2 separate regions of the Homo sapiens genome follow, and region 2 is linked to region 1. Evidence: read pairs that join two places in POLR2A ChIA-PET (ENCODE). Cell type or tissue: A673. All regions are shown on one strand. Links, peaks and the distances in the headings refer to the core of each region. The heading gives the core; the rest is flanking DNA.

The links. ChIA-PET counts read pairs that join two places held together with the same protein. Peaks named below come from ENCODE experiments on the same cell type or tissue, not always from the same donor. Only the 100,000 strongest peaks of a DNase experiment are listed, where the experiment ranks them.
Region 2: POLR2A ChIA-PET joins it to region 1 with 16 read pairs; 2 of 35 experiments call an interaction of 5 or more read pairs at or near these places.

Annotation. Positions count from the first base shown.
Region 1 is chr6:131,635,414-131,643,752 of GRCh38, reverse strand. It overlaps ENPP3 (ectonucleotide pyrophosphatase/phosphodiesterase 3), which reads right to left and starts at 6,451. Exons shown (of 25, transcript NM_005021.5): 1 at 6,291-6,451; 2 at 2,223-2,298. The coding sequence starts at 6,368. It also overlaps the pseudogene RNU4-18P. RefSeq lists a silencer at 7,723-7,812. In A673, for the core only: no CTCF peak of the experiment used is centred there; a DNase peak (open chromatin) is centred at 332.
Region 2 is chr6:130,340,503-130,348,841 of GRCh38, reverse strand. It overlaps a transcript of SAMD3 not described here. Among named protein-coding and RNA genes, the nearest start is that of TMEM200A, 21 kb to the left of the region's middle. In A673, for the core only: no CTCF peak of the experiment used is centred there; no DNase peak of the experiment used is centred there.

The sequences.
Region 1 (8,339 bases), core at 20-8,019:
TACCAAGCACATAATGTTCAATCAAAAAATACGTGTAGTCATGACGGTAAATCTGTAAGAACATGCACAAATTTTAAAACTCACATTAGAAAAAATACATATTGCCTATGGAAGGTGAGTTAACTGGAGTGGAAAATGGTGAAAATGACCCAGGGTTGGGGTTTAGGAGAATAGATGCGGTGGAAAAATGAGTAATAAAGAGGATGACTATGTTAAGGATGCTGGCAAAAAGGGGCTGGAGTTAATTACCAATGCCCTGCCAGGGAGAGGGAAGAGCATGCTGCCACATAGGGCTGATCAACTCAGATGAAAGGACGAGGACAAGGAAAAATGACTCCGGGAAGCCAGCCAATGGGTGTACTAAAGTGAATGAAAGAGCTGGAACAAAAGGAGGTTTTGTTCAGACATTAGATATGCCTTCTGCAATCAATTTATGTGATTTAGGGGGTAAAATAGCCAAGAAGTGATGCCCATTTGTGTGTACTAACATCAAAACAATACCACTGAAATGGCCTGTCAACATTTCTTTGATCAAGGACTGGCACTATGGCCCAGAAACACAACAGCCAAGTGACAAGAGAAGATAGTAATCTTCCAGCAATTATTCAACTTTTCAGTTCTACTGTGCTCCTAGGTCATACTAGGGAAGCTGAGTGTTTCTCAAGTAGACACATGACTGGAAAATTATCAGTTAACCTTACTGAGGCTTCCTAATGCTGCAGCAATGAGACTTACTCCACTGGAGTCACACTAGAAGGTTTTAGTCAAATTTAAAAATGGGGCCAGAGCTTTGTGCATTGGCAGTATAGTAGCCAATGAGGTTTATTTGAGGTATGATTATTGCTCATAAAAATTTTACAAAGGCAAAAATAGGGTGAGGGTGCTGGGCACAGTGTCTCACACCAGCAATCCCAATGCTTAAAAGAAGCCAAGGCAGGAGTATCACTTGCATCCAGGAGTTCAAGACCAGCCTGGACAACGTAGTGAGACCCCATGTCTACACAAAATTAAAAAATTAACCACGTGTGGTAGTGCATGCCTGTATACCAGGTACCTGGGGGGCCGAGGTGGGAGGATCACTTGAGCCCAGGAGATCGAGGCTGCGGTAAGCTGTGATCACACCACTGCACTCAGCCTGAGCAACAAAGTGAGACCTTGTCTCAAAAAACAAACAACAAAAAGCGGGGGGACATGAATGATCTAGCAACTGGCTTCATACTTCACCTTAGTAAAAGTAACAAAACAATATGTAAAAAGATTATAGGTAATTCTTTTTATATTGTCATTTGTAAGTGGTGCATTTACTCTCCATAATAATGAAATATAGCAAAAGGAATGTGAGGTATTTTATATTTTGGGACATATTTCTCCTATTTTTCTTTGCTTCTTATAAGAAAAAAATTTTTGAAGATATTATTATGCACTACTTTTCAAGAATTTGGCACTGTCCAATCAAGAACCAGGAGATTTTAGGGGTAGAACAACTCTAGCGTGGTGTCAAGGTACAGGGTGGTGGCAGGAGGTCATGGGAATGAAGCAACAAAGACTTTCAAGACTAAGTGGCTAGATACTTTGTCATCAGATGTTGAAAATGACAGTGGGAGCAGAATGAAAAGGCTGTGATCCACTTACCAAAGTCCATTATAAAGATGAAGAAGGGCCAGGCGCGGCAACTCACACCTGTAATCCCAGCACTTTGGGAAGCTGAGGTGGGTGGATCACTTGAGCCCGGGAGCTCGAGACCAGCCTGGGCAATGTAGTGAAACCCCATCTCTACTAAAACTGCAAAAATTAGCCGGGTGTGGTGGCACACACCTGTGGTCCCAGCTACTTGGGAGGCTCAAGTATGGGAGGATCACCTGAGGGCAGGGAGGAACTGCAGTGAGTGGAGATTGTGCTCCAGCCTGAGAGACAGAGTGAGATCTTGCCAAAAAAAAAAAAAAAAAAAAAAAACCAGGGTGGAGAAAGGTAAGAGAAAAACACTGGAATGATAATGAGTCTCAAATGAGCAGGGTGAAAAAGTAAAGTCCAGAAAGTACAGTGAGCAATGCCAACCTCAGATGTGGACTCCCGATAAGTAGAGTGGGGAAAGGGAGATGTCTAGAAGCAGAATGCTGCATGGAGGACAGAGGAGGCTTGGGATGGGAGATACATTTTAATGAATTAAGGCCAGAAGAGAGAAGAAATAAGGGAATGTTCTGAGAAAAGGCTGAGGGGTATACCTTGCTTTTCCAGTTTCCTGAGTCCAAGCCCCAGGCCTAATCCAAGTGACATGATCACCAGCAAAGCAAGAAGAACCTATTGCAAAAAGGAAAAAGTAACTTTTATAATTTTTTAAAAAATTACAAAGATACAAATAACCACCCTTTCTCAGTATTCTCTCTAAGTACCTGCAGCGTACTAGTTATGCCAGATACCAGATCCAACAATGATCTAGTATCTGGCCTAACTGGAGGTATAGTATTTTATTTAATGCTTGAAATTAAGAAAGAATATTTTGGCAGAATTTAAAGATACCATTTATTACAGATCTTCAAATTCAAACACATTTACCATTCAAATGCAATGAACTTAACTGCAAATTGAGTTAAAGTTAAGAATTAAAACCATAAAACCATTTTTCTGGGCCATTTTTTTTAAACCAGGCACCCATTTGTGATCATTTATTGAAAAGAATTGCAGAACTGTTAAATCCTTAACTGCCTCATTCTAAGGGAGCAGGGCTTTTTTTCCTACTCTATCACAGGATGATAATAATATTTAACATACGTAAAAATACATTGTCCAAATAGTTAACTAGCAAATAATCTGTTTTGGTCTTCCACTCATACAAACCACTTAGGATAATTTGGAAACTGCCTGACCAAAGATTGTTTATGTCATTCATTATCGCTCTGCTGACAAAGCCCTTTGGTGTAACGAACTTTATGCTATGATTAGATTAAACTATGATATAATTAAAAAGAATTCTTCTAGCTGCCCTCTTTCCTCTTCCATGAAGTCCAGAGATAAGCATGCTGGATGACAGGGCTTGAATACTGTATGTTGTCATAAAGAATGGCAGAAAGACACGTAATCAAATTACTTAGGAAAGTATTTTACAATAACCTTTGTTATAGTTTCAGACACAAAAAATAACTTTCACAAAAGAAAAAAACATCAGATTTTGCTTAGATAATTAAGAAGTACATAAATTATTTTTTTGAGGATTGTTTTCATTCTGAAAGTCAACTGGAAAATTAACACATCTAATGTTTACAATGGAAGTGAATTCAACAATTGGGAAGCTATGTTACAATACTAAGAAAACAATTCTTATATGAAGTCTCAAAGTTAGCTCAAGGGTCAGTGACCTTTCAGTACATGTTCATTCAGTGGAGAGGATGGAGAGGAAAAAATGAACATAAGCATTTACTAAATAACACCATTAGCAGTTCCTCCCTTGTCATGGTGCTTAGAAGACACAGTCGACTGAAACTAGAGTGACTACAAAGCAGAAAAACAACGTTGGGGAACTCCTTCTGGTAAACCTCACACATCATAGACTTACAAATTAACATATTTTGGTTTACACCTTATCTGTGGTACTTTTGCTGTTCAAACTTGCTAGAAAAATCAACAACATCTAGCTGTTCTTAAGATGCTTTAAAACTTCACAATATTTAATGTTAGAATCTGTTTCTTCATAATTTTTGTATTTGTTCCATATATTTGTGGCTTGTTTTCTACATTATTCTGTGAGCTCCTTGAGAGTAAAAGGCTTATTTATTTATTATTATTATTATTATTTAGAGTTGGAGGTCTCACTATGTTGACCAGGCTGGTATGGAACTCCTGGCCTCAAGAGCTCCTCTTATCTCGGCCTCCTAAAGTGCTGGGATTATAGGCACTAGCCACTGTGCCCCGCCTAAGAAGTTTATTTTTAAGCCTTTATAATCATTTACTATAAATATGTAATTCCAAAAAAGCTTCTTGATATTGGGGTGCACATGTATCTTAAACTATGTTACACTGTGCACAAAGTGGGGAGAATACTCTGAACATCAAAAACTGCTGAGAGCACATCATTTGGCTTTAACTGGGCTAAACAAAGAGTGCTAGAAACACAGCAGATACCTTCAAAATGTTTAAGTGAAACTTTAGTAAAAGTTTGAAGACATCAGGGTACTTTTGAAACAATGATTTAAAAATATTGAACTTCATTATATATACTCAAAAACCACTAGAGAGATACAAAGAAGGGAAATTAATGATGCACAAATTTTGCTGTGGAAGATTTTATAATTTCCTGAATTGATAAGCTAGGATAAATATAATAAACATGCTTGAAGTCCCAGCTACTCGGGAGGCTGAGATGGGAAGATCATTTGAGCCAAAGTTGGAGCCTGAGTTGCTGCAGCAAGCCATGATCATGCCACTGTCTTCCAGCCTGGGCAACAGAGCGAGAACATGTCTCCAAAAAAAAGAGAGAGAGAAAAAAAAAAAAATATATATATATATATATATTAGCATAAGAGCTATAAAGAGCACTCTGAAATTGAAATTCTCAGAAGGATAAAGAATAAATGGAATATATTGAGGATTTACTTTGTTACTAGGCTTAATACTTACACACATTGTTTTACATTATTTTATTTACTTCTTGAAACAATTCTGGAGAGACAGAGAATAGCGGTGACCTTAAAATATGGGATATAGGGAAAAGCTGCGGCAAGATTGGTGTGAAAAAATAATGCAATTAGTTTTGGTGTAAGGTACTGAGTCAGGAGTCAGGAAGCAGGCATTTGAAACAGGCTAGTGCACTGGGGCACACACATAGTCCCCAGCTACTCAAGAGGCTGAATGAGAGGATCACTTGAGCCCAGGGTTCAAGACCAGCCTGGGCAACATAGCGAGACCCAGTCTCTAAAAATACACATATTACCAAAATAATAAAATTAAAAAAAAAAAGAAATTGTGTGACAGAGGCTGGGCAAAAAGTCAGAGCTGGTGGATTACTTGGAATTCTTGGCTGAGGAAAACACTAGAGGCCAGGTGCAGTGGTTCATGCCTGTAGTCCCAGCACTTTGGGAGGCCGAGGCAGGTAGATCACTTGATCCAGGAGTTTGAGACCAGCCTGGGCAACATGGTGAAACCCAGTCTCTACAAAAAAAAGAAAAGAAAGAAAAAAACTCACAAAAACTTAGCTGAGCCTTGTGGCATGTGCCTGTGGTCCAAGCTACTCAGGAGGCTGAGGCAGGAGGATCACTTGAGCCTGGGAAACAGAGGTTGTGGTGAGGTGAGATCCCAAAGGAGAGAGACCCTGTCTCAAAAATAAAATTAAAATTAAAAAGACTATTAGAGAACATGAGATTTCTTAAGAGATCTTAGATAGGGTTTAGTGAAGCTTGTGTTGTAATTTTCATGAGAATAAAGATAAATTGTTGGCTAAGAATGCAGATAAGGAAAAAAGTCATAAAATGAAAATGTCAATGTCATGGTAGAAGCAAGGGGAGAGAATAATTCAGAATGAGAAAGTACCAGGAAGTTATTGTTGTTATGAACACTCAAGTGGATGAAGGACGAGGAGGACTGACTTTTGAGTCAGGGACTCAGTACAGTAGAAACAAAGCCAGAGCACAAAGGAATGGTTGGGGGCTGAGAAAACTGAAGCAATGAAATGAGCCCTCTTTACCCCAAAAGTTTGATGGCAAAGGGAAAAGAGAGAGTAATAAAATCAAGGAAATGGATAAGCGTATTTCTGGAGTAAAAAGAAAAAGAAAAAAATTTAAAATTAAAAAAAAGAAAAAAGAAAATAAAATCAAGGAAAATTTATTTGGGGGGTGAGGGGGGGTGGCAGATCTTACCACATGAAATGACAAGAGAGAGAAAATAGGCAAAAGAGACTATCTCTAGGAGTGAAGTAAAATAGGATACAATTGTTGGTTCAGCAAATAATAGGGTACAATGATTTTAATTTCTCACTTTCTTGTCTTAAAATACTCATGCAATAAAAAAGTGATTGAGAGGTAGTTATAATCATGCAAAAAATCAGCGCCACAAAGCGTTCTGTCATGGATTCCAACTTTTGAGTTTAACGTAATGTTAACTTGTTGTTACTCAAATTTCTTACGTGTAAAATATGATTTAAGATATTAATTTGCATTAGAGTTTTCATAAGGGATAATACTGAATACAGTTACTTAAAAGTTTACATTTTAATAGCAACACAAAGAAATGTAAATGGGAAATCATATACTTTTAACATTTGTCACAAAACTAGAAAGACTAAAAATAAGAATTGTACTTACAATGCAAGCTATTTTATATTTCTTAAGAGTGTTCTTCTTAACAGGTTGTTCCGTTGCTAAAGTCAACGTAGATTCCATTGTCCTGGTAGCTGCATAGACCTGTTTTATCAGAATAAATTAGTGCTCCTTCTTTAGTCTAGTCTGGCAAAGAGAAACTGTATGAGTTACATAGCTGTGCCTGACTTTTAACTGTTTAGGAAGATCACAGCTCTTCAGTGATTGGGCAATCTGGAGAGAGGAAAAAATGTTGTAATAAGAATCGTGTGAAAAGATTAAAGTTCATTTCTAGTATATTGCAGACAACTGCTCCTTTTTTCCTTATAACTTTTACTAAATACTAGTCAAGACATATATAACAAGAATAACACAATCATCAAATTTTAATGCAATCCGATCTTCTGTTTTCTTTAAAAATAACCCCGAACAAAAAGCCTTGTCACAGAAATTTCAGACTTTCCGCTTTTCTATAAACTTCATAGCAGCTGAAAATCAACATAGCAAAACATGTGCTTTGACAACAGTAGAAATTCTGAAACTCTGCTGAACCAATATAAAGTACTTAGTTCTGTGATAATTATATCTTGCTTTTTACAGTGTTCACAATTTGACAAGTTTTTATACACATTAGCTCAAGTCAAACTTAAAAATATCCCTTATAAACATTTTATTCTTGTTTTTAGATGAGCAAATTAAGGCTCTGATTATTTAAATTAAGTTATTATATATGACTTATTGCTCAAAATTATTTACTAGGTGCCAGAACTAGAACTGATACCCAAGACTTCTAACTCCCCAAATCCAAGCAATTTTCACTAATCAATTTAAATTCACTATTTTCTTATGTATCTAGACTGGTGCATCCTAGCATGTGTACTCCATGCTGAAAAGGGGTTACAGTTTGGTGATGAAAGAAGCTAAATTAATAATAGTGTTGGTCAAAGAGAATTTTAGCAAATAGTGGATGCTAAACTCTTCTAGTTTCAGTGACCCTAAGGCAGTGATTCTCAAAGTTTGGTTCCATGGAACATGAGTTCTATGACAACCCCCTTGGTTAAATAAAGCTTGAATACTCCTCTAATGAAAAGATTATCAAAATCCTGTAGACTGCAGTACACCCTTTGGAAAACACTACTCTAACTAACTAAACTCTTCCAACCCTAAAAGCAGTGAGAAAAAAAATATGAAAAGAATGTATTCTAATATAAATACAATGACTGCATCACTACTCTAACTAAACATGTCTAAATCATAGAATTTAGACACTATTTCTGAAAATCAGGGGGAAGAGGATTGCTTGAGTCCAGGAATTTGAGACCAGCCGGGGCAACATAGGGAGACTCTGTCTCTATAACAACAACAACAAAAATTAGCCAGGCATGGTGGTGCATGCCAATAGTCCCAGCTACTGGAGAGGTTGAGGTGTGAGGATCCCTTGAGGCCAGAGTTTGAGGCTGCAGTGAGCCATGACAGATACACAAACAAGCAGAGACAGATTTCAGACAAAGACAAGAGAGGGGGTGCACTCGGGCAGAACAGACTCAAAACCCACTCAAAACCTGATCTTAACCAAATGCAAAGCAGGTGTATAAGCGAGCCCTATTGCTTCCCTGGCAGTACCAGGCAAATGGCTTAACAAGCCCAGATGGGAAAATAATAGGCTCCTGGCATAAATCTGGTTTTACCCTTTGAGCGCGTCCACCCCGATCTCCGTTATTCCCCAGTAGGGAGAGGGACGTGTGGTTTTGCACATGGGATAGCCCTGGGGAGAGTCTCCAGGAAAACCTCACCCGGCAGCTGCTGGGAATCTCCCGAAGACTGTCTTGTCACAAGGAGTGTGAGTATTCCTTCGTTATCTTGTCATGCTTCAAGGCCCAGGAAGGCCTGGGAAAGAGTCTTGGTGGGCCTTTGTTACTTGTTCTGGACTTTGTGTAAGGGCACTGGCTCTCTCAGCCTTTAATATTTAACCTAACCATTCAGTCAGTGCTGAAACAGTTATTATGGAGGCCTGCCTGTTTGTGAGACCTGGCCTGCCACATGATCACCCCACTG
Region 2 (8,339 bases), core at 55-8,054, 1.3 Mb after region 1:
GAGGAGTGCTTTACTTCCAACTATGTGGTCAATTTTGGAATAGGTGTGGTGTGGTGCTGAAAAGACTGTATATTCTGTTGATTTGGGGTGGAGAGTTCTGTAGATGTCTATTAGGTCCGCTTGCTGCAGAGCTGAGTTCAGTTCCTGGATATCCTTGTTAACTTTCTGTCTCGTTGATTTGTCTAATGTTGACAGTGGGGTGTTAAAGTCTCCCATTATTATTGTGTGGGAGTCTAAGTCTCTTTGTAGGTCTCTAAGGACTTGCTTTATGAATCTGGATGCTCTTGTATTGGGTGCATATATATTTAGGATAGTTAGCTCTTCTTGTTGAATTGATCCCTTTACCATTATGTAATGGCCTTCTTTGTCTCTTTTGATCTTTGTTGGTTTAAAGTGTGTTTTATCCGAGACTAGGATTGCAACCCCTGCCTTTTTTTGTTTTCCATTTGCTTGGTAGATCTTCCTCCATCCCTTTATTTTGAGCCTATGTGTGTCTCTGCACATAAGATGGGTTTCCTGAATACAGCACACTGATGGGTCATGACTCTTTATCCAATTTGCCAGTCTGTCTCTTTTAATTGGAGCATTTAATCCATTTACATTTAAGGTTAATATTGTTATGTGTGAATTTGATGCTGCCATTATGGTGTTAACTGGTTATTTTGCTCATTGGTTGCTGCAGTTTCTTCCTAGCCTCGATGTTCTTTACAATTTGGCATGTTTTTGCAGTGGCTGGTACCGGTTGTTCCTTTCCATGTTTAGTGCTTCCTTCAGGAGCTCTTGTAAGGCAGGCCTGGTGGTGACAAAATCTCTCAGCATTTGCTTGTCTGTAAAGGATTTTATTTCTCCTTCACATATGAAGCCTAGTTTGGCTGGATATGAAATTCTGGGTTGAAAATTCTTTTCTTTAAGAATGTTGAATATTGGCCCCCACTCTCTTCTGGCTTGTAGAGTTTCTGCGGAGAGATCAGTTGTTAGTCTGATGGGCTTCCCTTTGTGGGTAACCCGAGCTTTCTCTCTGGCTGCCCTTAACATTTTTTCCTTCATTTCAACTTTGGTGAATCTGACAATTATGTGTCTTGGAGTTGCTATTTTCAAGGAGTATCTTTGTGGCATTCTCTGTATTTCCTGAATTTGAATATTGGCCTGCCTTACTAGATTGGGGAAGTTCTCCTGGATAATATCCTGCAAAGTGTGTTCCAACTTGGTTCCATTCTCCCCGTCACTTTCAGGTACACCAATCAGACGTAGATTTGGTCTTTTCACATAGTCCCATATTTCTTGGAGGCTTTGTTCATTTCTTCTTATTCTTTTTTCTCTAGTCTTCTCTTCTCACTTCGTTTCATTCATTTGATCTTCCATCACTGACACCCTTTCTTCCAGTTGATTGAATTGGCTACTGAGGCTTGTGCATTCATCACATAGTTCTCGTGCCATTGTTTTCAGCTCCATCAGGTCCTTTAAGGACTTCTCTGCATTTGTTATTCTAGTTAGCCGTTTGTCTAATTTTTTTTCAAGGTTTTTACCTTCTTTGCCATGGGTTTGAACTTCCTCCTTTAGCTTGGAGTAGTTTGATCATCTGAAGCCTTGTTCTCTCAACTCGTCAAAGTCATTCTCCATCCAGTTTTGTTCTGTTGCTGGTGAGGAGCATTCCTTTGGAGGAGGAGAGGCACTCTGCTTTTTAGAGTTTCCAGTTTTTCTGCTCTGTTTTTTCCCCATCTTTGTGGTTTTATCTACCTTTGGTCTTTGATGATAGTGACGTACAGATGGGGTTTTGGTGTGGATGTCCTTTCTGTTTATTAGTTTTCCTTCTAACAGTCAGGACCCTCAGCTGCAGGTCTGTTGGAGTTTGCTGGAGGTCCACTCCAGATGCTGTTTCCCTGGGTATCAGCAGCAGAGGCTGCAGAACAGCGGATATTGGTGAACAGCAAATGTTGCTGCCTGATCGTTCCTCTGGAAGTTTTGTCTCAGAGGAGTACCCCTCCGTGTGAGGTGTCAGTCCACCCCTACTGGGGGGGTGCCTCCCAGTTAAGCTACTCAGGGGTCAGGGACCCACTTGAGGAGACAGTCTGTCCGTTCTCAGATCTCCAGCTGCGTGCTGGGAGAACCACTAGTCTCTTCAAAGCTGTCAGACAGGGACATTTAAGTCTGCAGACGTTTCTGCTGCCTTTTGTTTGGCTATGCCCGGCCCCCAGAGGTGGAGTCTACAGAGGCAGGCAGGCCTCCTTGGGCTGTGGTGGGCTCCACCCAGTTCGAGCTTCCCAGCCACTTTGTTTACCTACTCAAGCCTCAGCAATGGGGCAATGGCCGGAGCCCCTCCCCCATCCTCACTGCCACCTTGCAGTTTGATGTCAGACTGGTGTGCTAGCAATGAGCGAGGCTCCGTGGGCATAGGACCCTCCAAGCCAGGCACAGGATATAATCTCCTGGTGTGCCGTTTGCTAAGACCACTGGAAAAGCGCAGTATTAGTGTGGGAGTGACCCGATTTTCCAGGTGCCATCTGTCACCCTTTTCTTTGACTAGGAAAGGGAATTCCCTGACCCCTTGCACTTCCCAGGGGAGGCGATCCCTCACCCTGCTTCAGCTCATGCTCGGTGTGCTGCACCCACTGTCCTGCACCCACTGTCTGACACTCCCCAGTGAGATGAACCCAGTACCTCAGTTGGAAATGCAGAAATCACCCATCTTCTGCGTCACTCACGCTGGGAGCTGTAGACTGTAGCTGTTCCTGTTTGGCCATCTTGGCTCCTCCTCCCAACCATATTAATTTTTAATCAAGTTTTTCTTTCTGAAAACTTCCATGGCTGCATATTGCAAAAAGATAAAGTGCAAAATATTCAGCCTGTCATAACAACCTAGTGTGCTTTTTACCCTTGTAGCCTTATCCAAAACCCTTCTCATGGAACTAACAGAACTGCCTTCCCTGGATGTCCTGACAGTTAATTTGGGAACAGGCACAATGACACATGACCCATGACAGATACTGAGACTTTTCTGGTTCCAATTATGAGAATCTGTTCTCTGCCTTTTGCTTCTTGAGCTCCCTACATTCATATGTGAAGTCAGGCAGGCTTCTTTTGTACCACTTGAGGACAACTGACAAATTCTCTCCTTCCTGCTGTGTTATGGGGCCTAGAAGAAGCTCAGTGTCTGTATTTACTCATTCAATAAACAGGTGCCAAGGGCCTGCCATATGCCAGGTACTGAGGATTCAAAGGCATTCCAAACCCTGCTGCCTCTCGGGGGTGTTTCAGGAGACTTGGACACAGTCCTTATCCCCATGTCCCCCAAACCAATCTCATCCATAATTTTACCTAAGCCTTGTCATAGCCTGGAGGATTTGTATTCCCTAACACAAATACAGTTCCATCTAGATTAACACAGCTTCTCCTGTTTTATCCAAAACACTCCTGGGTGATGAACACCCTGACAGGCAGGAGGAGCTGAGTTGTCTACACAGCTGCCTAACAGGAAATACCTCAGTGGATGGCGGCTGCTTGTTTCTGCAGAAAAGAGGTTGTGAGTTTCTGAGGCTTGCCTTTTTCATTCCTAGGCTTCTTTTTCTAATATCCTTCCCTCTTCAGGGGAGCCACTTGTCCTCTACCTCCACCTCCACACAAGTATCTAATACTTTCCTGCTTACGCAGGCTTCTTCCACCTCCACTCCCATTCCCTGATCCCCAGAACAGAAAATTCAGCTCAACTCCACACTCATTTATTAAAGACATATTAAGTATTGAGCCACTTACTTATTGCCCCACCTTAAGAGGTTCAGAATAAATGGAAGAATTTGATGGAAATTTAATCACAGCCTAGTTTTGGTTCATAAAGCATCCCTTTTTCCTCCATTTGTGTACTGTGATAAAAACAAGTTGTGCAGACATTTTGGTAGAGGAGATGGAGGGGGGTGGGCATAGGGGGGCAGGTGTCCTGAAACAGTAAAAGGAAATTTTTTTAGGCCAAAGTAAAAGGAATGCAGTCTTTCTCTTTTTTTTTTTTTTTTTTTTTTTTTTTTGCTGTTGTTGTTCTTTCTGCTTCCTTTCCCTTCACTTCTACCCCCTCTCCTCCTTCTTTCTTTCTTTCTGGAAAATATGCATATATTGGGGTGAGTGGCATCTGCAGCAAAGGATTCCCTGTTACAAGCCAGGGAATGGCTGGGCTCCATGGCTCACGCCAGTAATCTCAGCACTCAGCACTTTGAGAGGCTGAGATGGGTAGGTCACTTGAGGCCAGGACTTCAAGACCAGCCTGGCCAACATGGCGAATCCCCATCTTTATTAAAAATACAAAAATTAGCCAGGCCTGATGGTGTTTGCCTGAAATCCCAGCTGCTCAGGAGGCTGAGGCAGGAGAATGAATTTAACCTGGGAGGCGGAGGTTGCAGTGAGCCGAAATCACATCGCTGCACTCCAGCCTGGGCGACAGAGCGAGACTCTGTCCCCCGTAAAAAAAGAAGCCAGGGAAGGTCAGAAACAAGTATCTCCAGAAGAATGTTTAAGCAGAATATATTAAGAGAATAAATGTGGATTAAAAAATAGATTCCAGGATTTTGCCAATGGGCAAACATACAGATAGCGAGAGACATACATGTAGGAAAAACACTGGGAGGACAAATAACAAAATGTTAGCAGCTGTTCTTACTAGTTGGAGTTAGAGGAGAATTTTCTTTTTTATGTATTACCAAATTTTCTGCAGTGAACGTTTGTTACTCTATAATAAAATAAATAAGTTGGTAATAAGACAAGGAAAACAAAAGCCAGAAAAGCTTTTGTCCCTGAAGGTTACTTGCTGCCTTGTGTGCCCAGTGGGCCACTCTCTTATGGGGGTTATTGAGGTAAAAGGGGTGTCCTTGACCCTTTTTTTTTTGTTTGTTTTTAAGACAGAGTCTCACTTTGTCGCCCAGGCTGGATTACAGTGGTGCGACCTCGGTTCACTGTAACTTCCACCTCCCCGGTTCAAGCGATTCTCCCGCCTCGGCCTCCCAAGTAGCTGGGATTACAGGCACCCACCACCATGCCCGGTTAATTTTTGTATTTTTAGTAGAGACAGGGTTTCGCCATGTTGGCTAGGCTGGTCTCAAACCCCTGACCTCAAGTGATCCACCCAACTCAGCCTCTCAAAGTGCTGGGATTACAGGCCTGAGCCAGAGCTCCCAGCCCATGACTCATTGTCAATAATTTCTTCTAGCACTGATACCTTTTCTCCTGCCATTTTCATCCACTTCTAGGCTACTTCTTAGTACACCCAGCCCCTAACTCACCCAGCCCATGCATACCCTTTGCCCTAGGACTGAGCTCTCCCCACAGTGAACCAGCTCTCATAGTCTGACTTCCACGAAAGGAATATGTGGACAATCTTTGAATCAGGAAAATAACAGAAAATTGAGCCTATAGGACACATATAGCTTTCTTACAATACTGCAGAGATATGCCTTTTATTATTTAAATATTTCTCACCCATGCATCAGTATGTTATTTTTGTACTGGCAATGAAGTGTGTGTCAAAGCCCTATGTGACTAGAAAGCATCCTTTTCATTGTCTTGGTCATGACTTTTGATATAGGTAGCTCACTTATGATCCCGATTTGTGGAGACTTGGAGTTGACTCAGGGGACCTCAGGGAGAATGTCCGAGCTTTCAGTGAAATGAAATCCTTTTTATAGTAAGTTAAAAAGATTATTTGAAAAAGATTCTGTGTTTATTGATAATGCAGACCTGAAATTGCCCTTCATACTAGATTTAATATAAAATTAGACAAAAAACTAAAAGTACACAGAAATCAGTAATTCTAGAAGTGATTAAATTTCACTCTAAACTTCCAAAAAGTTGTCTACTTTCAGAAATTTCCTAAAATGACTTACTTAACTCATTTTAGAAAAGTCTTGTTCCTTGTATAGTTGAATCAAGGCCCCACCATGGTCAAAATGTCCTAGGTTCACCATCTACATTGCTTACTAAGTCATGATCAGCAGCACTTCCTTTCCTTTAACACTCTGTAGATAAAGCCTTTGAGAATTTTATCAGATTTGAATAATATTTCTTATTGCCACCTTTCAGGAAAGCTACTTAGGTCAAGAACAGTTAAAATCAATTAAATAATGAGTTACATATAAAATTTACCACACAATGAAGTGTTGGGTTAAACAATTTTCTTTCTAATCTTTTATTTTAATAATGGAGTCTCACTGTTTTAGTTATAATTAAAGAAAAAGAGGTGTTTATTCCTGGTATTATGAAAGCCTGTCTAGCTGATATGGTATTTTATGTTTTTTAAAGAAGAGAAATTCCTTAAAAAATAAGAATACACTGTAGTTTACAGAGTCTCTAAAGTGAGTTTTAAAGAGATTAACTTTAATTAATTATAAATGTGATTGCAAGATATTAAAATTAATAACCCAATTCTTAGCTAAAATTAATTGAAAATGATGCTTAATGCACAGTTTGCTTAGCAATTACATTTTTATATTTTCACATTAATTTTCCAAAAAGCTCCTGCTCAGTTTATGCATGATAGCAAAAAACAGCTCATTATGATTCCAAAACAATTTTTTCTGGGGTTTGTAAGCAACATCTTGTTAAAACAAAAACAAGGCTTTAAATCTCTAGTTCTTAACCATTCTATTTTATTTGATATATATTTATTAGACAGAGGGTCTTTTGAGAATCTGGTAAAAGCTATGGCCCCTTATTCCAGAAAAAGACAGATGCAATCATATTCACAATTTTGTCCCATGCTCATAGAGGGTTTCCTGACAACTTGATGTCTTTCTGTGGACCACCCAACTAACCAAAGACCCAAAGTTAAGAACTACTGTCCCAAAACAAAGCAAACAATTATGGTAAGGTCAGGAGACATGTCAATGTTTTTGCTTTGTAGGAACTCTTTATTTTCTTATTAAGTTAAATCCATTGGTGGAATAAAAAGAATATTTTATGGATTTTTTAAAATTTATGGAGCTAAATTTACAAAGGTGTTTAGAGGTGGAAAACACATGATGGTACATTTTAACACAGAAAATGGGGAAGACACGGTGAAATGTCATCCTTTAGCCATTTATTTCCTAAAAGGCCTCAAAAGATCATGTTTCCATGTGTTTAACAATCTGCTAAAATAACAACAAGCCTCCCACTCATAAGTGCTGCCATCAGCCCCACTCTTAGTATACCAATTCCAGGATGTCATCCACATCCTTACATACTGACAGATGAAAGCCACTCCTCATTGTCAAAGTTCTCACTGCAAACACACCCTTGCATGTGCCGTGAACTTTACTGACTCAGAGTATTTTCTTTCACCTTTATATAATTTAAATATTATTGAAGTTTTAAGCTGGAGTGGGCTTCAACTAACTAGAGTAAGCTTCATTTAATTTTGAGGCAAGTTAAGTATGATTTTATTCTACTTCTTACTCAACGAATCTGCTCAGCAGGTTCTTAAGTGAGAGAAATTAACAACAAAAGAACTAAACTAAAACCTGAATTAAAAACAAGAACTAGGCATTCCTATGCATCTTTATTCTAAAAGTCATTAAAGTTTGACCATTTTGCATTGTACATGGGGTAGTCATCAGTCAGCTGAAGGATTCTGATGTGATATCATGTGTTAAAGCAAAACAGAGTAATAGACCATATTGGTTATTATCACTAATTTATTTATTTCCTTCCTTCCTTCCTCCCTCCCTCTCTTCCTCCCTCCCTCCCTCTGTGTTTCTTTCACAGCAAACTCAAACAATACACAAACAGTAACACTGAGAGTTTGTGGAATCCCACATCAATAAGGCTTAATTATTAAAGGTACCTAAAACTTTATGTGTTCTAAATGTACTGAAAACCTTTTAATGTTTCTGGCATCATTTTTTGCATCCAGACAAATTTCACTCAAGGATGACACACCCCAACTGAGGCCTGACTGCATCACAGAAATCAAACATCTTCAAACAAATAAATAAACAAAAATGTTTAAGAAAAGACTGAAGCACAAAACCTTCAAATTCATCATAAAGGAAACCAGATGACTGGTTACAATAGCAGGAAATCTCACACTAAGGTGTTTGTGAAGAAAGTCTCAAAATGATATAAACATAAATATGATCAGAATATCCAATTGGATCAGACCTAGTATTTTCTTTCTCTTAGAGTTTCCAAGGAATTTTTGTAGAATTAAAAGATGAAATTGTGAGAATCTATTTTCATTTTACTTTAACCCTTCTAATTTTTACTTAATTGATTAGTATTTGTGGTAATAAGAGCAATGGCTCCTCAAAGATGTCCATACCCCAATCCCCCAGAAACTGTGACTATGTCATGTTGTATAGCAATGGGGAATTACAACTGTAGAT